Regions from separate parts of the Homo sapiens genome. Here regions 1 and 3 are each linked to region 2. The links are chromatin contacts, found by Hi-C or POLR2A ChIA-PET in ENCODE. All regions are on one chromosome and are shown on one strand. The core of a region is the stretch at or near the end of the contact, and the rest is flanking DNA. Distances in the headings are between cores, read along the strand shown. Region 1 holds the start of HNRNPU (heterogeneous nuclear ribonucleoprotein U). Region 2 holds the start of AKT3 (AKT serine/threonine kinase 3). Region 3 has its middle 16 kb from the start of DRC8.

The links. A loop is a pair of places that touch in the nucleus more often than their neighbours do. ChIA-PET counts read pairs that join two places held with the same protein, here RNA polymerase II (POLR2A). Pooled maps may share reads with other maps.
Region 1: a map of CD4-positive, alpha-beta memory T cell shows a loop between it and region 2 (4-fold over the local background). The contact joins the promoter of HNRNPU here to the promoter of AKT3 in region 2. A Hi-C loop is called at or near these places in 2 of 168 maps with a recorded cell type or tissue (CD4-positive, alpha-beta memory T cell and naive thymus-derived CD4-positive, alpha-beta T cell) and 15 of 50 pooled maps. POLR2A ChIA-PET finds 5 or more read pairs at or near these places in 1 of 52 experiments (naive thymus-derived CD4-positive, alpha-beta T cell).
Region 3: a pooled map shows a loop between it and region 2 (5-fold over the local background). The contact joins the enhancer-like site here to the promoter of AKT3 in region 2. A Hi-C loop is called at or near these places in 1 of 168 maps with a recorded cell type or tissue (CD4-positive, alpha-beta T cell), 1 of 37 single-sample maps with no recorded cell type and 2 of 50 pooled maps. POLR2A ChIA-PET finds 5 or more read pairs at or near these places in 1 of 52 experiments (B cell).

Annotation. Positions count from the first base shown.
Region 1 is chr1:244,863,293-244,866,669 of GRCh38, forward strand. It overlaps HNRNPU (heterogeneous nuclear ribonucleoprotein U), which reads right to left and starts at 1,251. Exons shown (of 14, transcript NM_031844.3): 1 at 325-1,251. The coding sequence starts at 1,015. It overlaps LOC124904588 (UPF0764 protein C16orf89-like), which reads right to left. Exons shown (of 4, transcript XM_047439568.1): 3 at 1,371-1,439; 4 at 1,190-1,294. The coding sequence ends at 1,190. RefSeq lists silencers at 1-320, 1,301-1,400 and enhancers at 625-1,456, 1,457-2,287, 1,621-1,680.
Region 2 is chr1:243,848,873-243,851,803 of GRCh38, forward strand. AKT3 (AKT serine/threonine kinase 3) reads right to left here and starts at 1,371. Exons shown (of 14, transcript NM_005465.7): 1 at 1,168-1,371. RefSeq lists an enhancer at 280-780.
Region 3 is chr1:244,951,927-244,955,272 of GRCh38, forward strand. It overlaps the pseudogene RNU6-947P. Among named protein-coding and RNA genes, the nearest start is that of DRC8, 16 kb to the right of the region's middle. Within about 2 kb of position 1,310, at least 3 of the 41 ENCODE cell types and tissues checked have a DNase peak (open chromatin) inside an H3K27ac peak, as active enhancers do.

The sequences.
Region 1 (3,377 bases), core at 1-2,500, 1.0 Mb after region 2:
ACCGGGCTCCCTCCCGCCGCCCGCCCGCGGCTCCTCCCCCTACAGCGGCAGCTGCAGCTCCCCCCGGCTCTCGAGCCACATAATGGAGGCGCTGCCACCGCCGACACACACACACACACACACACACACGCGCGCGCGCACACACACGCCCCGAGCCCGAGGCCTCTCGGCTAATCTGGGATTCCCCGCGCCCCCTCCCCCACCCTCACCGCGGCGCCCTCCCGCCCGGGGCTCCCTCCCCCTGCGGGGCTCCGGCAGGCCTGGGGCACGGTCCCCACCCCGCGCGGGCCTCCCGCCGCGCGCAACGTACAACGCAGCACTCACCCGCCGCCGGAGCCCCGGGGCGACCGCCGCCTCCGCCGCCTTCCGCCTTCTTCTTACCTCCCGCCTGCTGCTGGCCCTGCCTCGCCCCGGGCGGCGCCACCGTCACCGCGAACAGCGAGGTGGGGCCGCTGCTCTTCCCCGCGGCCTCCTTGGCGGCCCCGCGCTGCTGTTGGGGCTGTTGCTGCTGCGTCGCCGGCGGTTGAGGCTGCTGCTCCCCGTGCCCGTTCTCGTCGCCCGCGCCTTCCTCTTCGTCCCCGAGCTCATCTTCCCCTTCCTGGAAACCCTGATCGTCGCCGTTCTCGTCTTCCGAGGCGGCCTCCTCCTCCTCCATCGGGCCCGAGTCGGCCGCCCCCGCGGCCCCGTTCTCCTCTCCTAGCTCCATCTGGTCGCCGTCCAGAGCGGAGATTCCTTCCTCCTCCTCTTCCTCTTCCTCCTCCTCTTCATCGCCGCCGGCCGCGGCCTCCTGCTCGAGGCCTGCTCCCGAGCGCCCAGCGGAATCCCCGCCCAGGTCTAGGCTGCCGTTCCCGGGCTCCATGGCGGGGCGGCCCCCGGCCTCCTCGTCGTCCAGCGCAGCCTGGAGTCGCTCCATGAGCTCGGCCTTGAGACCCTTGTCAGAAAGGCGTCGCTTCTTGAGCTCCTCTTTCAGCTCCGACACCTTCAGCTTTTTTACATTAACAGGCGAGGAACTCATGGTGAGGGCCCCGATTCACCGCTAGGCGCTGCCTCAAACTCGGCTCCGCTCACTCGGCCACTGGTGGCGGCTGCTGCGGCTGCTCCTCGGCCCGGGCGGCGGCTGCGGCTGCGGCTGGAGATGGGTTCGTGCTGCAGAGCGGATCCGCCTGGTGTCGAACGGCGCCAATTCCTTTCACCGAGTTCGCGAGGGAGACGCGGAGACTCGCCTGGCGCGAGCGAGCACGCAACGTCCTCTCGCAGGAGCGGCGCCGCGCACGTAATATAGGCGCCCCGCCCCCTGCGCTGACGGGAGCACTGCGCAGGAGGAAAGCCGGAGCGCGCCCGCGCTCGGCCCCGCCCATTACCGTACTTACCTCCCCGCCCCCACGCCGAACCCGGGCCGAGAGCGCGGTGGAGGCCGCGCAGTGCGCTTCCAATTGGGACTGAGCAAATGGAGGAAAAGGAAACCGCCTTTCAGTTCAACCGACTCACTGCATGATATATTGGCCTTTCTGGGTCTTTGGTGGCTATACTCGTTTGGCTTTTCTCCTTCCCAGCTTGGAGGCTGCTTTATCCAAATGCTTTCTTCAGTCCTCAACTTGGCGTTTCAACCCGAATCCGCCTTTTCTTCCATCTTAGATCTGCCTTCTTATGTGTTTCTCCAGCTCTTCGTTTAAAACTCCTTCAAATCGTATTTCAGTTTTGACTGGTATAGCATACATTGGCAACTGTTACACGCAGCGGCTCTTTTCCTCATAATACCGTATTTGGTTTAATTTGTGTAAGTCCTGCCTTGCGAATTGGATTTTAAGTTCGAGAAGGGCAAGGGCAGAACCGTTCTTTTGTCTGTTCCACACCCCGGGTGCGGGGCCTGGGAAGTAGAGGCTTTGCTTACTACTCCATACTGCAAACCTTAGTGTACCTGCCTTTGCAGGGCAGCTATTCTCATGCTCTTAATAACCCTGAATAAACCTCAGAATTGCATTTCCAAGTTTTCTGTAGCTACCACAAAGACGGACCTCCAGTAACACTTGTTCTGTCCACTTTAGGACCTGGTCATCAGCTACGAAGTCCCAGTAGCTAACCGTGAGGGTGAGACCCAACTAGGTCTTTGATTATAGGCCCACTTGATTCTCTTCCTATTCCTGTAGAAATACTCTTGACCAAATTATTCTGAAACTTAAAGTTTACGAAAAATCAAGGGCTGTGATTTTGTAAAAAGAAAAATGGACTATCGCTCTTGAAATCCGTTATTTTATATGTTAGAAGTTTACTTTTTCTCTTTAAAGAAAAGATGTGATGTCTCGAAGTTTTAGATAGGGAAGTCAGAATTTAGATTCGTGATAGAAGTTAACATTTTAAACCCTAGATAATCTGCAGTGTCCAGCCAGTGTTCCATCTGACTAAGGAGATGGTTTATACCCACTGTTTGGTGCTCTAGGTGGCACAATAATATTGCCCCATTATTAATTTGAAATTTGGAAGTAAACACATTGAAATTTCTCCCATAGGCTAATATGATTTAACTAATTGATACATTTTATTTTTGAAGTTTATTTTCGGTAGCTTTTATGAAGCATTCTACCATACCTTGCAGTCATGTATACGTGAAATATTAACACTTGTGAAATGATTTGACTTGAAATTAATGGACTATGTACAGTACTACTGATAATCCCCAGTTCAAGTTAAGTGGTGAGGATAGCCCCCAAAATAGAAACTTCCAAACAGTGCCAGAAACTCATTTTAGCCTTTGGTTATAATTTTGAAGGTTATGAATAAGCCACAAACTGGAATTTGAAATTTTGTCTTCGTTCAGAAATGGGAAGAGAGCTACAGGGGGTTTACATGTTCACAAACTAGATAACTAATCCCTTAATGAATCAGAGTTAAATACAATTATGATGGTTCCTTAAATTTATGTGTCCTAGATATTATTTACACCTTTAAATATTAGTTATATGAAAACAAATTTCATTTACTGGAAAACACTAAACTATGAAAACAAAGATTGTATATCTACATATAGTAGATCTGTAACAGTCACTCTTGGAACATTAAGTCAGTTGCAAAAATAAACATGAAATACAACTTTTGATGCTCACAAGAAAGTTCTATGGCTTTATCTCCAAAAGTTTTGGAGAACTTTAGAGCTGGATGGGGCCTGGAGATCGATCTGCAGTCCTGTTCATTTTACTGCCCAGGAAGCTGGGACCCTCACCCCCCACACCAATGGGCTTTCTATTACATTGTGCTGTCTTAGACAACATTTGAAAGAAAAACAATTTCTGCTCAAAGAACCATCATCATACTATCCTTTTCACAAACAGAGGAAATATGCCATTCCATAGTCTTATGTTACCACTTCAAAGTACAAATGG
Region 2 (2,931 bases), core at 121-2,620:
ACATTGGTGAAATGAGTTGGTTTTATTTTCATAACAACATTATTTTGATGGAAGAAATGTGAGCATCCCAGCTTTGACTTGTGGGTAAGCATTTCCTCTGCTTTCAGAACATAAACAGTAAATACCGGTATTGGAAAAACCTGGCCCCAACGAGATTCTTTATCTCTAGGCTAACTGTAGATTCCCGGGAAATCCCAAACAAGGGATGGTGACCCCGCCTCGGCGTCAGGGTCAACACAGCAACCAGCTAGGCTTCAACTTTGGGCTCTGAAGGGCCCCACCGGCATCATGGCTGATGCGGACCGATGCGCCGGAGGAGGTGGACAAGGAAGAGGCTGGTCTGTTTACTTGCAGCCAGAGCTGCCGCCGCCGCCAGCAGCGACAGCATCACTGGATCAGCCAAACCCAGCATCTTCCGCACATTTCTATTCTTAGCACACAACTCCCAAGCGGATCAAAACCCCACTACTATTAAAAACACAGACAAGCACGTTACCCACCTCCCACACACACACCCCCCCCCCCACCCCACCAGTGCCGTCTTTTCCTGCGCGCCAGTGGCGGGGAAGGGTGGGGGAAGGAAGGAGACCCCGGGGACGCCTGTGCATCCTCGCCTTCACCCCACCCCACGCGCAGACAGCCTCAGCGCCAGGGCGCGCGGCAGACGGCTCCCTCCCCCCAACCCAAACACACTGACACCGGCGCTCCACGCGTTATATAACCTCGCCGCCGCCCCCGGTCCAGGCGGGCGCCCCCTCCCCACGCCGCGCGGCCCGGGCGGGGAGGGGCGAGGGGAAGGAGCGAGAGTTGCGCAGACAGCAGGCGCCGGGCCGGGGCAGCCCAGACACAGACGGTACCGCTAGGCCGGGAACACCCCTCCCCCGGCCCGCTGCGCACCGCCGCCCCCCAGCTTTCCCCGGAAAGCGGGGGGTGTCGGTGTCAACCGCGCTGGGCATCCCCCGGCCTCCACACCCACACCCGAAGCCTCCGGTGACCCAGCCCCCGCCCACGCCCCCGGCGCGGTGACAACCCAGAAGCCCCCGCCTCACCCCACCCCGCCGCCATCCCCCGCCTGAGGGAGGCAGGGAGGGCGGACCGGGGCCCGGGGCCCGGAGGGAGTGGAGGCCAGGCGGGGAGGGGGCTAGAGTTGGGGGCGGTGGCTGTTACCTGCAACGGCGGCGGCGGCGGTGGCGGCCCCGCAGCTGCTCGGGCGGCGGCGGAGGATGGAGCCGGGGGGGGGCGGGGGGAGGAGAGGGGGCGACTCGGGGGTCCCCCCTCCCTCCTCCTCCCCTCCTGTCCTCCCCCCACCCCACAGAGCCTCTGGCCTCCTGGAGCCCGGTGCGGCCGGCGGGAGGGCAAGCGAAGGGCTGCAGGGGAGGGAGGGAGGGAGCCGGCCGGGCCGGGCCGCGGAGCTGGAGCGGGAGGCGGCGGCGGCGGCGGCGGCGGCGGGAGGGGGAGGGAGGAGAGAGGGCGGCGGCGGGGAGAGGAGGAGGCGGAGACTCTACATGGGAATCGGATATCGGCTACAAATTCATCACCAGAAAACACCGCTCGGGCGGGGGCCGGGTCACGCCGGCGGGGCGGCGGCTCTGGGCCCCGGGGCGCGCCCGGCGCGGGGAGGGGTTCTGCGGCCTCCTCCCGGGCTGCGCCTCGCTGAGGGGACCCCCCGCCGCCTCCCCGCCCCCTCCTTCCTCCCGCTCGGGGCCGCCGCCGATCGGTTCTCGCCGTCGCCGCGGGGCTTGTTGTTGACTTTGAGGAAAACTCCTGACGTCAGGGGCTGGCTCTCGGCGACTGGCGGGAGCGGCTTCCCCGCGTCCCCGGCCCTGCCCGCCGCCTCTGCTCCCCTCCCTGCCCGGCCCTCGTCCTCAGGCTTCCCCGCGCCCCCAAACCAGCGGTGCCCCGCGCCCCCTCTCCTCTCGCGAGAACATCCCCCTAGCCAGCCAGAGCCGGGAGCGGGGGCAGTCGCTCCCGGGCGGGAAGTTCTGGGTTTCCCCCTCGCCCGCGTGGCCCTTGGCGGGCACCCGAGGCCCGGGAGCGGAGGCTCCTCGCCCAGCCGCTTCCTCGGCGCATCCGCCCACCCGCCCTGGCCGCGGACGCGCGCGCCGCCAGGCCCCGGGCGTCTCCTCCAGTCCGCCGCGGCCCCTTGGGGAGATGGGCCCGGCGCGAGGGCTCGCACCTGGAAGCCCACGAAGTGGGCGGTGCCCAATGAGGTAGGGACCGGAGAGCGCGGAGCAGTCCAGAAGCCGACCCCACCCCCTGCACCTCGGGGAAGAGGGAACCCGGGTCAGCCCGTAGCAAGAATCATTCCTGACTATCCCAGGAGACCACGGCAGACCAAAAACACCTCTCTGAACAGCCTTCCGCACCGCTCGCTGCAAGCATTCGTCCACACACGGTACACAGATTGCGGGCGGATCGTAATTCACTCTTGAAATCACACCCTTTTTAGGGATATTCGTTTTCAATGACTTTGGGAAAGCCACGAGGTACTACATTTACTACGAAGAGACCGTTTCTTTATTTTGAAGTCAGTGACTCCTGAGACTGCATTGGGGACAACTTTTTTGCACAATGACCATATTTTACCATGCAGCGCACTTCAGAAAATTATAAAAGTTTACAAGTTTTATCGCTTCTGGAAACACCTGGGCAGCATCCCTATTATCCCGCCACGTGGCTCTAGCCTTGTTGATGTACCTGTTACTTTCTCCCACTGCAACATTTTTGTTAATGTCTGTGGCTTCTTTCTGCAGAAGAGTTCCTCCTCCTGACATGCACTTCATTCTCTGCTTTTCTATGTCTTGACAACTCTCTTATGGTAGTCATTTTCTTATACTGTAGCCCCCTGGTATTTATGTACTGTGTGGTATTAATATTTATACTTCCAGGTTCACATCTTTTATGAACTGTGCATCTGTTGGGATTGTGGAC
Region 3 (3,346 bases), core at 60-2,559, 1.1 Mb after region 2:
GAGCCATTGCACGCCAGCCAGGAGACATAGATTATCAGTAGACACTCAATGGATGATGGCTCAGAATTTCTTTTCACTTTGTTTAGTTAACCAGAAGAAAATGATTTATTTCTTGCCATAGTCATATAAAACAATTTGCTTTTAAACTACTATGAAAGGCCTGGCGTGGTGACTCAGGCCTGTAATCCCAGCACATTGACAGGCTGAGGTGGGTGGATCGCTTGAGTCCAGGGGTTTGAGACCAGCCTGGACAACATAGTGAGTCCTCATCCTACAAAAAATAAACATAAAGTTAGCTGGGTGTGGTGGAATGAGCCTGTAGTCCCAGTTACTTGGGAGGCTGAGGTGGGAAGGTCACTTGAGCGTGGGAGGTAGAGGCTGCAGTGAGCCATGATCATGCCACTGCACTCCAGCCTGGGTGACAGTGTGAGACCTCGCCTTAAAAAGGAAAGAAGAAAGAAAGAAAAAAGAAAGAGAGAAAGAAGGAGAGAAAAAGAAAGAAAGAAAGAGAAAGAAAGAAAGAAAGAAAAAGAAAGAAAAAGAAAGAAAGAAAGAAAGAAGAAAGAAAGAAAGGAGGGAGGGAGGGAGGGAGAGAGGAAGGGAGGAAGGAAGGAAGGAAGGAAAAGAAAGAGAAAGAGAAAAGAAAACAGAAATAAGCTAAATATGAGATTTGATGCTAAGCAAATATAGTTGTGTTGGGAGAAAAGTTCCCCCAACTTGCCTGGTGCAATGGTATTACCTCCCTTGTGAAGTTCCTGGCACTATAGTAGGTACCCAGCCAAAATAAGACCCCTTCCTGCTTCCACGTCAACCTCAGTAGCCAAGGTTTCGTAACTCCTGCCTTTAAACTGAAGAAACTGTATCAATGTCTCGTAATGTAATAGTTCCATAGCTGGCAGTAAAGAAAACCAAACTTAAAGAGCCACTTGAGCAGAGGAGATAGACCAAATCTGTTGTATTGGTTGGCATTCAGGGAAAACTCAAAGTCAAAAGGCACCATCTCAAGACCATCCAGAAAAGCTCGTTGGGCCCTTGATCCAGAAAGCACCCAGTTGGTCTCCTAGAGAGCACTGTAGGGATTCTGAAATCATTACACGTGGTTTTTAACCCAGCCCCAGTTGGATGCAGATATAAGAACCAAGAATTTGCCCTGTAGGTGTATGACGAGTTGCTTCTTCATAAGTTGCGTTGAGACCCAGCAGGCAAAGACACACCTGTTCAAAGCTAATATTCTGTTAAACAATAACCAGGGACTACTCATGAAGTTCCTCCAGATGTCTGAAGACTCCCAGGGGCGAAAGGCCCCAACGGAAAGGCCTGGCAGTTGTTCAAAAGCCACACTGGATTACTACAGCTTCCAGCCGCTCAAATTGAAACTGCCCAGGTCGAAGAGTTCTAGGAGCAGTGTAGTGACCCTTTAACTACATGCTACTTTAACCTGCATCTTCCAAACTCTTTGAATTTTTTTTTTCTTTTCCAGGACACGAAAAAAATTCAGAATAATAAAAAAAAAGAATAGCAGTAACTACTTTTTCCTGTGTTACTGCTTGTGCCAGACCCTGTAGAAGTGCATAATATGCTACGTCAACTCCATCAATATTTCTTCATAACAATCTGCAAGGAAGTATTATTGTTCTTATTTTACAAATGAAAAACCTGAGTCTCAGAGAGGTTTGGTAGTTTGCTGAAGTTCACGTAGCTAACAAGTGGCAAAGGTAGGATGTGAATTCAGGATGGATTGGCATGAATACCCACGATCTTTACTCTCAGTACACAGCTTCATACTTACATGCAGGGTTACAATGTGCTTGGTAAGGCAAGAAATCTCTACCAACACAGGATTTTTTTGAGGATTAACTAAGAAAACATAAATAAGCACACAGCCTGTTGCCTGATACACGTTAGGAACTAAGTAAATGCTTATTTTGTTTTAAAATCATTACCCTACATTCTGGAAAATGTGCCATGGAATGGGACGGGCCCACAATGGTTTTTCTATAGAGTTTTTAGCGGGTTCTGGGGACAACTATTATATATTTTAAAATAGCAACGCTCACATGCTCCATAGTAAATCAGTTGGCCAAGTTAAAAATAGATTCTAAACATAGCAAGAGCAGAAATTCAATCTAAGATACTAAGTCATGGAAAGCAGTTGACAGTGGTTGCAACAGAGAAAAGGAAGCGCAGGCACACACTGATTCTACATGTGGATAAAATTCTCCAACCTCCATTTCAGGTTTGTTCTATTCTCTATAGCAGAAAACATGCACACATATATATGCATACATGCATATACATATGCATGCAAATAAATAAACTAAGATGACACATTCTATTTATCTGCAATAGCACCATTTACAAACCTATTAATTTTGAGATTTTGGTACTTATTAGCACGTACTAGATACACTACAACAATATATAGTTCCTCAACATTTTTAGGTGTAAGAGAGAGGATGGTTAATGTTTAAAATATTTGGGGTGCAGATACACAGATGGCTAGACTGGTAGATAACTAGAAAGGATGGGGACAGAAGCTATATACCCTCTGTGCTCAGTCAATTTACAGTGGCAGCCTTAGAGAGTTGGGTTAATGCTGCCATTCTGTCATTTGAAACCCCGGGAACTGGTATGCCAGATAAAACTGCAATCACTGTGCCAAGGACTCAGGAAAAGGCGTGGAGCTTAGGTTCTCCCTCAGCCTCCTACTTTTAAACTGTTGTTTGGAGCACACAATTACTTTCTCTCAGTTGCTAGGGTGGGTGCTTCAGCTGTGGGTGTCACTATTTAGGGAGGAAGCCATGAAATGTATATCCTTAAATCACATAGTCTTGTTCCATGTACGTCAAGAAGAGAATGACTGAGGGATGTCTATTATAAACTGGAGTAATGGCACATCACACCAAATAAAACTTTCCATGGGATACTAACATAAAAGCAGATCCATTATAAATATAAAAGAAGAATGATACAGAGAAGATCAGCATGGTCCCTGAGCAAGGATGATACATGAATTCATGAAGCTTTCCATATTTTTAAAAACACCAAAGCAGGCCGGGGCGGTGGCTCACGCCTGTGATCCCAGCACTTTGGGAGGCCGAGGCGGGTGGATCATCTGAGGTCAGGAGTTCGAGACCATCCGGGTCAACATGGTGAAATCCCCTCTCTACTAAAAATACAAAAAATGAGCCAGGCTCGGTGGCTCACGCCTGTAATCTCAGCACTTTGGGAGGGTGAGGTGGGCGGATCATCTGAGGTCAGGAGTTCGAGACCATTCTGGCCAACATGGTGAAACCCTGTCTCTACTAAAAATACAAAAAATTAGCTGGGCGTGGTGGCACGTGCC